2 separate regions of the Homo sapiens genome follow, and region 1 is linked to region 2. Evidence: read pairs that join two places in POLR2A ChIA-PET (ENCODE). Cell type or tissue: GM12878. All regions are shown on one strand.

Region 1 (8,000 bases), 690 kb before region 2:
CCCAGGCTGGGCGGCAGGGCAGAGGGGCTCCTCGCATCCCAGATGATGGGCGGCCAGGCAGAGACGCTCCTCGCTTCCCAGATGGGGTGGCAGCCGGGCAGAGGCTGCAATCTCGGCACTTTGGGAGGCCAGGGCAGGAGGCTGGGAGGTGGAGGCTGTAGCGAGCCCAGATCATGCCACTGCACTCCAGCAAAGACCAGTCAGGCGTGGCGGCACGCGCCTGCAGTCCCGGGCGATCGGCAGGCTGAGGCAGGAGAGTCGGGCAGGGAGGTTGCAGTGAGCCGAGATGGCGGCAGTGCAGTCCAACCTCGGCTCGGCTTCAGAGGGAGACCATGGAGAGAGGGAAGGGGAGGGGGAGGGGGAGGGGGAGGGGAGGGGGAGGGGAGGGGGAGAGGGAGAGGGAGAGGGACGGAACCTGAAGTTCTAGAGTGATGCAGGAGTTACCCCTGCAAGGATGGTTATGTAAAAATGTCAAAAATAAATGGAACCTGAATGGAAAAAAAAAAAAAAAGTACAAGTTATTTTTCACAGGGGAATAGGAACCACACAGACCCACCCAATCTGGTTTCTTATCTGAAGTTAATTCCAAATGACTGTGCTCTGTAATTTAAAATTCATCTTGAAGTGAAAATTACATTTTCCACCAAATCCTTTCATTACTGCTATCCACATTGGTCATACCCCCACATCCTTCCAGTACTCTGGTAATTGGTGGAATGTGTTTTTTTGGTCTCTACTACATTTCTTGACAATCATCCCGGATTATTTCAAATTCCACGAAAAGAACCCATTCAATGCCCTGGCTTCAGAGATCCTCAACCACTTCAATTCCAATTAGTTTTTCACATTCCCATTTCACATAAGCAGCCTACTTCCACAGCCATTCCCAAGTTGAAATATTCTCTTTCAGAAATCCAATATTCCTTTCTTAGGTCACAATTTGGAAGCACTATTTATTACACAAGTAACATATGAACATATTCTAGGTGTACAGGATGAGTTCTTTCACCATTACTTCCAAAACTTCCACTGTCCTTCCCAAAAATGACCATTGAAAAAACTTTTTGCATACATTCCACTCACTTTCTGTTTCATATACATATAATGCAGGGTTCCCCAGTGCCTGGGCCACAGACCAGTACCCGTCCATGGCCTGTTAGGAACCAGGCCACACAGCAGGAGGAGAGTTGTGGTCGAGTGACCAAAGCTTCATCTGTATTTACAGCTTCTCCCCACTGCTCACGTTACCACCTGAATTCTGCCTCCTGTCAGATCAGTGATGGCATTAGATTCTCATAAAAATGGAAACCCTATTGTTGCGGGAAGTCAGGGACCCCAAACGGAGGGACCGGCTGAAGCCACAGCAGAACATAAATTGTGAAGATTTCATGGACATTTATTAGTTCCCCAAATTAATACTTTTATAATTTCTTACGCCTGTTTTTACTGCAATCTCTGAACAGAAATTGTGAAGATTTCATGTACATTTATCACTTCCCCAATCAATACTCTTATAATTTCCTATGCCTGTCTTTAATCTCTTAATCCCGTCATCTTCATAAGCTGAGGATGTATGTTGCCTCAGGATCCTGTGATAATTGCATTATCTGCACAGATTGTTTGTAGAGCATGTGTGTTTGAACAATATGAAATCTGGACATCCAAAAGGAACAGGATGGCTGCGATTTTCAGGGAACAAGGGAGATAACCATTGGGCCTGACTGCCTGTGGGGCCGGACAGAACAGAGTCATGTTTCTCTTCTTACAAAAGCGAATAGGAGTAATACCGCTGAGTTATTTTTCTCAGCAAGGAACAGCCCTGAGAAAGAGAATGCATTCCCAGGGGGAGGTCTCTAAAATGGCCGCTCTGGGAGTGTGTGTCTTATATGGTTATAGATAAGGGATGAAATAAGCCCTGGTCTCCTGTAGCACCCCCAGGCTTATTAGGATTAGGAAATTCCTGCCTAGTAAATTTTAGTCAGATCGGTTGTCTGCTCTCAAACCCTGTCTCCTGATAAGATGTTATCAATGACAATGTGTGCCCAGTGGGACATGAAACTTCATCAGCAATTCTAATTTTGCCCTGGTCCTGTGACCTCACTCTGCCCCTATTTGCCTTGTGATATTTTATTGCTCTTGAAGCATGTGATCTCTGTGACCCACACCCTATTCGTACACCCCTCCCCTTTTGAAATCCATAATAAAAACTTGCTGGTTTTGCAACTCAGGGGGCATCACGGATCCTGCTGACATGTGATGTCTCCCCCGGACACCCAGCTTTAAAATTGCTCTCTTTTGTACTCTTTCCCTTTATTTCTCAGACCGGCTGACACTTAGGGAAAATAGAAAAGAACCTATGTTGAAATATTAGGGGCTGGTTCCCCTGATACCCTATTGTTGTTTTTTGTTTTGTTTTTTGTTTTTTTTTTTTGAGACAGAGTCTCGCTCTGTCGCCCAGGCTGGAGTGCAGTGGCATGGTCTCAGCTCTCTGCAAGCTCTGCCTCCTGAGTTCATGCCATTCTCCTGCCTCAGCCTCTGGAGTAGCTGGAACTACAGGCACCCGCCACCACGCCTGGCTAATTTTTTTGTATTTTTTTTTAGTACAGACAGGGTTTCACCATGTTAGCCAGGATGGTCTCGATCTCCTCACCTTGTGATCCACCCGCCTCAGCCTCCCAAAGTGCTGGGATTACAGGCGTGAGTCACCGTGCCCTGCCGGAAACCCTATTGTTAACCGAGCAAGCAAGGGATCTAGGTTGCACACTCCTTATGAGAATCTAATGCCTGATGATCTGACACTGTCTCTCATCACCCTAAGATGGGACTGTCTAGTTGCAGGAAAACAAGCTCAAGGCTCCCACTGATTCTACATTATGGTCAGTTGTATAATTATTTCATGAACCATATCCCCCACCCCCATCCATGGAAAAATTGTCTTCCACAAAACCGGTCCCTGGTGACAAAAAGGTTGCTCACTGCAACCTCCACCTCCCAGGTTCAAGCAATTCTCCTGCCTCAGCCTCCCAAATAGCTGGGATTACAGGCACATGCCACCAGGCCCAGCTAATTTTTGTATTTTTAGTAGAGACGGGGGTTTCACCATGTTGGCCAGGCTGGTCTCGAACTCCTGACCTCATGATCCGCCTGTCTCAGCCTCCCAAAGTGCTGGGATTACAGGCATGAACCACCGTGCCTGACCCTAGTACTCCTTTAATACATATTCCTAAACATGTTGGCTTAAAATATGCTCACTTAAATAAGATTCTGCCAAATTGCCTTCGCAAACCATCTTGCTAATTTACCAGGTTCCCAGCATCTTTGCCAAAACTTTATTTTTAAAGGTGGCTAATATAATGAAATTATTGACTTAATTAACTTTTTTTGAGACGGAGTCTTGATCTGTCACCCAGGCTGGAGTGCAGTGGTGCGATCTTGGCTCACTGAAACCTCTGCCTCCTAGGTTCAAGTGATTCTCCTGCCTCAGCCTCATGAGTAGCTGGGACTACAGGCTCCCGCCACAATGCCTGGCTAATTTTTTTGTATTTTTAGTAGAGAAGGGGTTTCACCATATTGGCCAGGCTGGTCTTGAACTCCCGACCTCAGATGATCTGCCTGCCTTGGCCTCCCAAAGTGCTGGGATTACAGGCATGAGCCACTTTTTTTTTTTTTTTTTAGACAGGGTCTTGCTCTGTCTCCCAGGCTGCAGTACAGTGGAGTGATTACGGCTCACTGCAGCCTTCGCCTCCTGGGTTCAAGTAGTTCTTGAACTAGAACCTCCCAGGCTCAAGTAATCCTCCCACCTCTGCCTCCCGAGTAGCTGGGACCAGTCATATGCACACACCATCAGGCCCTGCTAATTTTTGTAAAGACAGGGTTTTGGCTGGGCATGGTGGCTCACGCCTGTAATTCCAGCACTTTGGGAGGCTGAGGTGGGCGGATCACAAGGTCAAGAGATCGAGACCATCCTGACAAACATGGTGAAACCCCGTCTCTACTAAAAATACAAAAAATTAGCTGGGCATGGTGGTGTGTGCCTGTAGTCCCAGCTACTTGGGAGGCTGAGGCAGGAGAATCGCTTGAAACCACCATAAGGTGGAGGTTGCAGTGAGCCAAGATCATGTCACTGCACTCCAGCCTGGGCAATGAGAGCGAAACTCTGTCTCAAAAAAAAAAAAAAAGGGGGGGTTTCAACATATTGCCCATGGCTACCTTCAAGTCTGGTGGTGGGACGGGGGTAGCTCAAGCAATCCATCTTCCTTGGCCTTCCAAAGTGTTGAGATGACAGGCATGAGCCACCACGCTCAGCTCTAATGGCTAGTAAGATGGAATATTTTCATGTTTGTTGGTCAGTTGTATATCTTCAGTTAATTACTTGTTTCCATCTTTTGTCAATTTTTTCCTTTTGGCTTGTCATGATTAAGTGTTCTTCAAATGCTTTGTTAAGCATGTTGTAAATGTTTTCTTCTAATGTTATCTTTTAATTTAGTGGTATGTTTTGACCTATTATTTATTTATTTTTTATTTTTTTGAGACGGAGTCTCGCTCTGTCACCCAGGCTGGAATGCAGTGGCACTATCTAGGCTCACTGCAAGCTCCACCTCCTGGGTTCACACCATTCTCCGGCCTCAGCCTCCCGAGTAGCTGGGACTACAGGTGCTCGCCACCACGCCCGGCTAATATTTTGTATTTTTAGTAGAGACGGGGTTTCACCATGTTAGCCAGGATGGTCTCGATCTCCTGACCTCGTAACCCACCTGTCTCGGCCTCCCAAAGTTCTGGGATTACAGGCATGAGCCACTGCGCCTGGCCTGTTAATTTTTATTATTATTATTTTTTGAGATGGAGTCTCACTCTGTTGCCCAGGCTGGAGTGCAGAAGCGCAGTTTCGGCTCACCACAACCTCTGCCTCCTGGGTTCAAGCAATTCTCCTGCCTCAGCCTCCCAAGTAGATGGGACTACAGGCATGCAGCACCATGCATGGCTAATTTTTGTATTTTTAGTAGAGACGGGGTTTCACTATGTTGGCCAGGCTGGTCTTGAACTCCTGACCTCGTTATCTGCCCGCCTCGGCCACCCAAAGTGCTGGGATTATAGGCATGAGCCACCTCACCCAGGCTTATTTATTTATTTATTTATTTATTTGTGAGACAATGTCTTGCTCTTTTGCCCAAACTGGAATGCAGTGGTGGGATCTCGGCTCACTGCAATCTCCACCTCCCTGGTTCAAATGATTCTCCTGCCTCAGCCTCCCGAGTAGCTGGGATAACAGGTGCCCACTACCATCCCCGGCTAATTTTTGTATTTTTAGTAGAGATGGGGTTTCATCCTGTTGGGCAGGCTGGTCTCAAACTCCTGACCTCAAGTGATCCACCTGCCTTGGCCTCCCAAAGTGCTGGGATTACAGGCATAAACCACCTCGCCAGGCGACTTTTCTGAGATGGAGTCTCACTCTGTTGTCCAGACTGGAGTATGGTGGCACGATCTCAGATCACTGCAACCTCTACCCTCTGGGTTCACATGATTCTCATGCCTCAGACTCCCGAGTAGCTGGGATTACAGGTTTGTGCCACCATGCCAGGCTAATTTTTTGTTTTTAGTAGAGAGGGGGTTTTACCATATTGTCCAGGCTGGTCTGGAATTCCTGGGCTCTAGCAATCCACCTGCCTTGGCTTCCCAAAGTGCTGGGATTACAGGCGTGAGGTACTGTGCCTGGCACATTGACCTATGTAATTTTTGATGTTAATTTTCTCTGTAGTATCCAAATTTATCATGCTTGGATTTCCCCATATCATCTTAGGCAAGTAAGAATTTGGTTAATGAATCATCAGTGGACCTGAAACCACCTACGTCAGTATCATCAAACTCTGCACTATCTAATATGGTAGTAACTAACCATATAGGATTATTTAAAAATTTTTGTTTTGTTTTTTGAGACAGGGTCTCTGTCACCCAGATTGGAGTTCAGTGGCATGATCTCAGCTCACTACAATCTCTGTCTCCCAGGCTCAAGGATCCTCCCACCTCAGCCTCTAGAGTAGCTGGGATCACAGGCATGCACCACCACACCATGGTTTTTTTTTTTTTTTTTTTTTTGTAGAGATGGGGTTTCACCATATTGCCCAGGCTGGTCTCCCTCCTGAGCTCAGGCCTTGGCTTCCCAAAGAGTTGGGATTACAGGTGTGAGCCATGGTGCCCAAACTGGATTATTTAAATTTAGTAAGATTTAATGTAATGGTTTTTTTTTTTTTTTTGAGACGGAGTCATGCTATGTTGCCCAGGGTGCAGTGGCACGATCTCTTTTCACCAAAACCTCTGCCTGCCGGGTCCAAGCGACTCCTCTGCCTCAGCCTCCCGAGCAGCTGGGACCACAGGTGCACACCACCACGCCCAGCTAATTTTTGTATTTTTAGTAGAGACAGGGTTTTGCCATATTGGCCAGGCTGGTGTCGAACTCCTGACCTCGTGATCTGCCCACCTTGGCCTCCCAAAGTGCTGGGATTATAGGCGTGAGCCACCGCACCTGGCCTGTAATGATTTTTATTTAAAAATCATTTCTTAATTGCACTAGCTTTTCAGGTCCTCAGTAGCTCTATTTGGCTAGTAGTTACCTATCGGACACTGGATATATGGAACATTTCCTTCATCACAAAACATCACACTGCACATGGCTATCTCAGTAGGACCAACCGAATGAGAACCTACGTTTTAGATCCAAAACAGTAATGAGACTTTGGCATACATCAGAATCACCCGGAGAGGCTTGACAGATCACTTGACCCCACCTCCAAAGTTTCTGATTTAGTAGGTCTATTTGGGGGCCAGAATTTGTATTTCTAATGAGTTCCTAGGCAAAACTAATCCTGCTAGTCTGGGGATCACATTTTAGGAATCACTGGTTTCTAGTTATCAATAATATTCCAAATCCCTGGCCCCACATGGACAAGCTTATCTCAGAGATAAGACCTAGGAATCCACATTATCACAAAAAACTCCATGATTTTGATTGTTTGAGAATAGGTTCAAGATGAATCACAGCGCAATAGAAATAGGGAAGTAACTAAAGCTATAAAGGCTAATTAGCTGTGAGGCCAGAGAAGGAACAGTGGTTGAGGGGCAGTTAGACTGCATGACACTTAGTTGTAGTATAAGCAGCTTTGCAGTTCTTTCACTCATGATGATGAGATACATAATGGGAATGGGTTGCTAAGTACTCAACTGAAGGCCATTGGATTTGAGATTAAGAAATTTAGGATTGGGGCTGGGCAGGGTAGCTCACGCCTGTAATCCCAGCACTTTGGGAGGCCAAGGTGGGCAGATCACCTGAGGTCGGGAGTTTGAGACCAGCCCGACCCACACAGAGAAACCCCATCTCTACTAAAAATACAATATTAGCTGGGCTTGGTGGCGCATGCCTATAATCCCAGCTACTTGGGAAGGCTGAGGCAGGAGAATCTCTTGAACCTGGGAGATGGAGGTTGCAGTGAGCTGAGATTACGCCACTGCACTCCAGCCTGGGCAACAAGAGCAAAACTCCGTCTCAAAAAAAAAAAAAAAAAAGAAAAGAAAAGAAATTCAGGATTGGCCTGGCACAATGGCTCAATCCTGTAATCCCAGCACTTTGGGAGGCTGAGGTGGGTGGATCACTTGAGGTCAGGCGTTTGAGACCAGCTTGGCCAACCAGGTGAAACCCCATCTCTACTAAAAATACAAAAATTAGCCAGGAGTGGTGGCACATGGCTGTAATCCCAGCTACTCAGAGAGCTGAGGCAGAAGGATCGCTTGAACCTGGGAAACAGGCTGCAGTGAGCCGAGATCATGCCTCCATGTCAAAAAGTGACTCCGTGTCTAAATAAATAAATAAATAAATAATTTAGGAGTGAGTTCTGGATAAGTTCTTCACATGAACAATGAAATTACCCAGACTGACAATACAACTTGCGAACAAATGATTTGTCACTTTAGACTATCTGGGAAGAGCAAAGCAAGCCTGGCAATATCAT
Region 2 (8,000 bases):
GCCGGGTGCAGTGGCTCACGCCTGTAATCTCAGCTCTTTGTGAGGCTGAGATGGGCGGATCACCTGAGGTCAGGAGTTCAAGACCAGCCTGACCAACATGGAGAAACCCTGTCTCTACTAAAAATACAAAATTATCCGGGCATGGTGGCGCATGCCTGTACTCCCAGCTACTCAGAAGGCTGAGGCAGGAGAATTGCTTGAACCCGGGAGGCAGAGGTTGCGGTGAGCCAAGATCGCACCATTGCACTCCAGTCTGGGCAACAAGAGCAAAGCTCCATCTCAAAAACAAAAACAAAAACAAAAACAACACGCACAATTATAGAGAAGAAAACAAACAAACAAAAATACCCATGATCAACAACTCAGAGATAACTGCTATTAACAACATGATGTTTTGAGATATCTCTTTCTAAACTTTGTTTCCATATTAGTACAGAATTTGTATCCATATTGGTTGGATATGTTCAAGTGATCCTCCTGCCTCAGCCTCCCGAGTAACTGGGACTACAGGCGTGAGCCACCACGCCCAGCTAATTTATTTGCATTTTTGGTAGAGACGAGGTTTCACCATATAGCCCAGGCTGGTCTCGAACCCCAGACCTCAAGTGATCCACCCACCCTGGCCTCCCAAAGTAACATGCTGGGCTTACAAGTGTGAGCCACAATGCCTGGTCCTGATGTTCATTTTAAAAACTCAATCTCGTACATGGCTTGAAAATCTCTTATGGCTTCCTCAAAAATTACATGTGATCTGAAGACACAAATAGTACATCCCCCTGCCATTTTTTTTTTTTCAAAGGGAGAGAGAGAGAGAGAGATAGGGTCTCATTCTGCCACCTGGGCTGGACTCTATTTCTAAATATTAATAATAATGGCTAATGCTAAGTCTTTAAATGACCAGGAACTGTCTTAAAAGATTTATTATGTATATATTAACTCTTTTAATCCTCAAAACAACCCTAGGAAGTGGGTACTAATTATTGTCTTCGTTTTACAAATGTGTGTGCATGTGTGTGTCTTTTTAAAAGGCAGAGTCTTGCTCCGTTGCCCAGGCTGGAGTGCAGAGGTGTGATCTCGGTTCACTGCAACCTCTGCCCAGTAGCTGGGATTACAGGTGTTCGCCACCATACCCGGCTAAATTTTTTTGTAGTTTTAGTAGAGACTGGGTTTCACCATGTTGGCCAGGCTGGTCTCAAACTCCTGACCTCAAGTGATCCATCCGCCTCAGCCTCCCAAGGTGCTGGGATTACAGGTGTAAGCCACTACGTCTGACCCATTTTACAAATGGAGACGTTAAATAATTTGGCCAAGGTCACAGAGCAGCAATTGGCAAAGCTGGGATTTGAATTCCAGGGGGCAAGCATTCAACCAGTAAGTTTTTTCTAAAGAGAAGCTCTTGGCAGATGTGGTGGCTCATGACTGTAATTCCAGCACTTTGGGAGGCCGGTGGGTGGATCACGAGGTCAGAAGTTCAAGACCAACCTGGCCAACATGGTGAAACCCCATCTGTACTAAAAATACAAAAATTAGCTGGATGTGGTGGCATGCACCTGTAATGCCAGCTACTTGGGAGGCTGAGGCAGGAGAACTGCTTGAACCCGGGAGGTGGAAGTTGCAGTGAGCCAAGATCATGCCACTGCAGTCCAGCCTGGGTGACAGAGAAAGACTCCATCTAAAAAAAAAAAAAAGAGAGAGAGAGAAGGAGAAGCTGTTAACAGTGAGAGCTGTTAAGGGAGTGGGCTAGGAGAGGAAGATATCAGAGAGAAGAGAATTAAGTAGGTATAGTAACTTTTAGGCACAGTAGTGTCCTTCCAACATATATATCACATTTTTAATTATCCCAAACGGGGTGATGCTAAAAACAACCATTTATAAAAGTTGTTCTTGATCTTTCCTTCTTCCAAAAACAAAAAACAAAAAAAGTAGGGAGAAAAGGGGATAAAAAGAAACAGAAATCTTACTTCTCTAACATCTTTCAATAGCTTTTCTTTTTCCTTGACCTCTTCCAAAACCTTGATGGTTAGAAAATAAAAGATTTCAAAAGAAGGCACTCCCAGTTGAAATAAAAAGAACTTTTGGCAATTTTTCCCTTGGTAATGACAAACATTTAAGAAAGACTTTAGGTCTATCTTATCTACCCTCAAATGAAAGGAAAACCAAGTAAACAAAACCGTCATCTTTTAATTTCACAGCAGTTTTCTTCCCCCTCAAAGGCTATTCCTGTCCTAGTTGCAGACAGGGAACTGCTCCCAGTGACGTCAGAGCAGTCTCCCAGCAACGATTAATGAGGGTTGTCCACCACAGGGGTTTCCTGAAAAGCTAGCAAGAAATTATCCACAAATTTGCTGCAATATCAAGATGCAAGGATGTGGTGGAATTTCCCTTAACCCTTATAGCTCCTGTCTCTGGCAAACATCTAAATAGGTTATTCTTCTAGAATTCTCTCCATTTGCCCTAGGATTATCTTCCTTTTTCTCCTCCTACCACACCCCACCCCCCAAAAATAGATTGTGTTGGTCTGAAACATTTATGGCTGTAATAAATATTAATATAATTGAACTATCATAGAAAAATAAGAATACCTAATGTAAGCTGAGAAGCAGACATTATTACTCTTTTCACTTCACACAAAGAATTCAGAGTAAATGAAAGCACAGAACAGAAGAGAAAATAAAGACAGAAAATAAACCAGCATATTTTTAAAGGTACTTTTCCACATATGTTACCTAAACACACATTGACAGATAGGTAAACCCTTAATTTTCCTAGGCTCTAGTTTACTGAGTTTTTCAAACTGACCTCTGCAGCCCTCTAGAAATCAGCGGTATTAAAATGGAATTGCATGAAAAGCGACTGGAAGCCCAGATACTCAATCCAAAAAAAAAAAAAATGGGTTGGGCTGTTATGCTCACACCTAAGAGTATATATAACAATTTCTTCCTAAAGCTTCGCTTTAGCTACATACATCAAAATTAGAATTTTGTTCTAAACTACAATGTCAAGGAATTTTACATAACTACCTATTTTTTAGGTCTGAGAAACAGTGTACAAACTGTCTGTGCAAATAAGGCAGAAAAATTCCAAATCCAAAACTCAACCAAAATTATTCATGGATCCTGGTTCCAGAAACCTGCTCATGAGTTCTTTATCTTTCCTTATTTAGAAAACGTAATTAGGTAAAATTAACAGCAGGACATATAGGGTTAATTCAGGCACCCTGCTTCAGCAATTCTGACTTCGGTCTGACCCTATTTTAAAAGGAAACAAACAAAATTATAGCACCTTTAAAACATCCCACTTTGGCTTCAGCTCTATTCAATGGCACCCAGTTACCAACATCAAGTCACAGAAGGAAGAACGCACCGCTTCAGATGGATTTTTCTTCTTCCTTCTCTCCGTCCCCTCCCTCTCAGAAGAAAAAGACTGCAAACAAAATCACTACGTCACTGGAGGTAGAGGGAATCCCATCTCTGCACTCTTTAGAAGCCAAGGCCAGCAAATAAAAACAAGCCAATTATAAGAAAAAGTAATACAAAATAAGAATAAATAAACCCAGAAGAAATCCATGTGACAATCTCAACACATCAAAAGGCATTTTTTAGTAAAAAGGTTTTAACAAATGCCTCCTAGGATGTTCATAATCAAAAAATCTCCCCAGACATAGCAAAGGCTTATCACATTTAAAGACTAGGGGATAGTTACGTAAAGATATAGGACAGACAGGCACATTCACCAGCCAGGTGCGGATAGCTGGGTAATGACACAGTGAAGGATATTTATAGGGGAATCCCTGCTTCCTGCAATGTGCGTCAACAGCATCACCAAAGAGAACAGAAATCACCACTGTTCTCATAAGCTGCATCTGAATGAAGCATTGCTTGAAATAGTCATGGAAGAGGTAAAATCTGAATAGTGTAAAAGTTCTAGCAAACCTAATTTTTATAATATTTTAAAGATAAAAAACAGCAAATGAAAATGCCTAAAACACCTTCACAAAACTTAGCACTTCAAAATTCTCTAATTTCCCTAGTGTGTACTATACAGTTAAATCAGCCAAGATAGAAAAATATCTTTATAGCTTCTTTCTACCCAGTCTGTGGAGTTCAAGGACTTTTATATAAAAAAAGAAAATTATCCAAAACTCACCCCAGATGGATCTGTACTTACACCAACAGCGAGCTCACATTATTAATGGAGACTTCATTGTAAAGATCTGTTCTGCCGGAATTTTGCCGGAAGAAATTCCTTCTGGGAAACCTGTGCCTCTTCCCCCACCCACAGCCCTCTCCCGCCCCCTTCACCCTTGAATGAAATGATACTGATCCTTGCTGCTGGAGCTCCAGCTAACTAACTGCTCTGACAAGCAGCTCTGAAGCCGACCATGGCCCAGCTGTTCAGAGAGATATCATCCAGAGCTCTGCCAACAGTCACACTGGCACATACACTCACAGACACAGACACAGGCACACACAGACACACACACACACACACACAGAGGCTGTAAGAGCACCCCCTCCCACCTCCTCTTCTCGCTCTCATTCAAGTACTTCAGTGGCACGCCTGCCTCCACACTGCTCTGAGGATAGCTTTTAAAGACACAGCAGCAGCTCCTTTCTGCTACATATGTCGAAATACCAAAATAGTCTCTTTAGTGAATAACAAGTTGGAAATATGTATTGAATTAAAAGCTCACCTTTAAATTTACCTTACCTTTTTCTCACCTGCAAAATAACTGAGGTCAGGGATATGATCTTTGCCTAAAAGCTACTGGGCTGGACTTTAGAAATGTAAAATTAAGACCAAACCTTGTTATAGAGAATTTTCTTGCCAGCGAGCTATATTTAGTAAAATTGTTTTTCATTTTGGGGCAGAAGGCAGACAGCACAGGATACCAGTAGCTATCTATTCCTCTTCCTATTATTTGCCCCCAAAGGAAGGGAAAAATACTTTGGCTATAAAATGAGGGAATAAGGAAACCATGAAGGCATCTTACTGACAGAACTGATGAAAAAGGATGGTAATGGAGAGTGTAAGTACAGGGATGACAATAAGTAGATTAAAATAAAGAAATTGGTACAAAGGAGACCAGGAAAGAAAAGTAATTATTTGAGAAAGTATACATGGCTCTGGAACGGCAAGCTTAGATATGACCCTCGGGTCTTAATTTTTTTTTTTTTTTTTTTTTGAGACGGAGTTTCACTCTTGTTGCCCAAGCTAGAGTCCAATGGCGCGATCTTGGCTCACCACAACCTCCGCCTCCCGGTTCAAGCGGTTCTCCTGCATCAGCCTCCCGAGTAGCTAGGATTACAGACATGCGCCACCAGGCCCAGCTAATTTTGTATTTTTAGTAGAGACAGGGTTTCTCCAGGCTGGTCAGGCTGGTCTCGAACTCCCGACCTCAGGTGATCTGCCTGCCTTGGCCTCCCAAAATGCTGGGATTACAGACGTGAGCCACCGAGCCTAGCCTCGGATCTTAATTTTTAAGAGCCCAAGGAAGGATAGTAATAATCTCTATTGCTCAGGAAGTAATGAACATTACAGGCAGTGCATGATCTGCAACAGCAAAAAATAATGTATAGCTATGGTCAAGGCATCCTGATGAAAACAATAAAACCTGTCACAAAAACACATCTATTTATTCATTCAGACAAATACTTGTCTGGTTGGGTTATTACTATGGACAGGAACTAAGATAAGCTCTAGGAATAAGAGATAGACTCATGAAGGGTCTTACAAAAGGTTAAAAAAAAAAAAAAAAAAAAAACAGGTTCTGGCTTTTACTCTGAGTGAGATGAGAAGCCTTAGGGGGTTGGAAGGCTGATCCCGCAGGGCCAAATCGACCACTGAAAGCAATCTAACTTTTACACTTCATGAGATGACAGGCCATTTGTGGTTTTTAAGCAGATGAATGACATGTTTTTGACCTTTATTTATTTCTTTGTTGCCCTGAAATTTTTACTTGAGAAATTTCTAACATAAAAAGAATTTGCAAAACCAGCACAACAATCACCTAGATACATATACAAACTTACGTATACACATATGTGCATGCATATATGTGCATATAAATTTTTTTCAGGTCTATTTGACATGCTTTCATGATGACTCTTCACACCTAAAACAATTCAGTACGTATCTCCTAACGTTAAGGTCATTCTGAACTATAAGAATAGCCATCAGCCAAATCTCAGATGAGTGGGTAGGTGATATACATGCAAGGCAGATCTAAATAGCAATGCAAAGCCTTCAAAAACTGAACAGACTTTGGAATCATCACTCACGAAAAGCTGCACGGAACTTGAAGTTGAACACAACCAGGTTGAATGTCTGCTAAAATTAAAGTCAATATTCACCACAGGATTTAAAGAAGACCCTGACATTCATGACATAATATTCAAATTTTCCAGGATACAATCTAAAATTTCCCAGCATATGAAGAATCAAGATAATTTGAATTTGTATAAGAAAAGAGATGAACAGTCAAAACAAGAAGATGATGCAAATGTTGAAATTAACAACCTCACATGACAAAAATATTCCAACAAGGTAGGACAAACATTCTTGAAACTAATGAAAAGACAGAATGTCTCAGCAAAGAAACAGAGGATATAAAGAAGAATCAAATGAAAATTTTAGAACTGGAAAATATAACAACCAGAACATAAAAACTCACTTGATGAGTTCAACAGCAGAACAGAAATGACAGGGGAAAGAGTCAATGAATTTGAAGTCAGATCAACAGAGGTATCAAATGTGAACACTGAATTTCAACACTAAAGGAAAAAAACTTCTCCTGTTTTTTTGTTTTTTGTTTTTTTTTTGAGATGGAGTTTTGCTCTTGTTGCCCAGGTTGGAGTGCAATGGTGCAATCTCAGCTCACCGCAACCTCCACCTTTCCACCTTCCTGGTTCAAGCGATTCTCCTGCCTCAGCCTCCAGAGTAGCTGGGATTACAGGCATGCACCACCATGTCCGGCTAATTTTGTATTTTTAGTAGATACTGGGTTTCTCCATGTTGGTCAGGCTGGTATCAAACTCCCGACCTCGGGTGATCTGCCTGCCTCGGGCTCCCAAAATGCTGGGATTACAGGCATGAGCCACTGCAACTGGCCTAAAAAAATTTCCTTATTGGGGGAAAAAAAAACCAGATCATCAAGGACCTGAGGAACAATACCAAAATGTCTAATATTCAGGACATTAGAGTCCCAGAAGGTGAGGAGAAAGAGTGTACTGAAATACTGAAAGAAATAATGGAAGCAAACTTCACAAGTTTGACAAAAGACATAAACCAACAGATTCAAGAAGCTCAGTAATTGCCCCAAACAGGATAAACACAAACAAATCCATGATAAACTCCTGGATTCATCATAACCTAACAGCTAAACACAAAAAGAGAAAAAATCTTGAAGGCAACCAAAATGAAATGATGCATTCGTTATTAAGGCAATAATGATTCAAATGGCTTCATATTTCTTTTATACACACACACACACACACACACACACACACACACACACACACACATATATTAAGAGACAGGTCTTGCTTTAGCATCAGGCTGGAGTGCAGTGGCAGGATTGCAGCTCACTGCAGCGTTGAACTTCTGGGCTCAAGCAATCCTCCTGCCTCCTGGTTCTGGCTCTCAGGTAGCTGGGACTACAGGCATGTGCCCCCATGCCCCCTAATCTATATTTATTTTATTTTTTTAGAGAAGAGTTCTTGCTATGTTGCCCAGGCTTCTCAACTCCTGGCCTCAAGCAATCCTCCCACTTCAGCCTCCCAAGTAACTGAGATTACAGGCACCAGCCACCATGCCTGGCAGCTTCATATTTCTTATCAAAAACCAGGAGAATGAGGGCTGGGTGCGGTGGCTCACGCCTGTAATCCCAGCACTTTGGTAGGCCAAGGCAGGCAGATCACCTGAGATCAGGAGTTCCAGACCAGGCTGGCCAACACGGTGAAACCCAACCTCTACCAAAAATACAAAAATTAGCCGGGCGT

What was found. Peaks named below come from ENCODE experiments on the same cell type or tissue, not always from the same donor. Only the 100,000 strongest peaks of a DNase experiment are listed, where the experiment ranks them.
Region 1: POLR2A ChIA-PET joins it to region 2 with 8 read pairs; 2 of 35 experiments call an interaction of 5 or more read pairs at or near these places.

The regions. Positions count from the first base shown.
Region 1 is chr12:56,652,092-56,660,091 of GRCh38, forward strand. No RefSeq gene overlaps it. Among named protein-coding and RNA genes, the nearest start is that of ATP5F1B, 10 kb to the left of the region's middle. RefSeq lists an enhancer at 5,876-5,925. In GM12878, no CTCF peak of the experiment used is centred here; a DNase peak (open chromatin) is centred at 7,090; H3K27ac peaks cover 1,413 bases.
Region 2 is chr12:57,338,023-57,346,022 of GRCh38, forward strand. All of the region lies in intron 2 of R3HDM2 (R3H domain containing 2), which reads right to left. Among named protein-coding and RNA genes, the nearest start is that of R3HDM2, 89 kb to the right of the region's middle. In GM12878, no CTCF peak of the experiment used is centred here; no DNase peak of the experiment used is centred here; H3K27ac peaks cover 288 bases.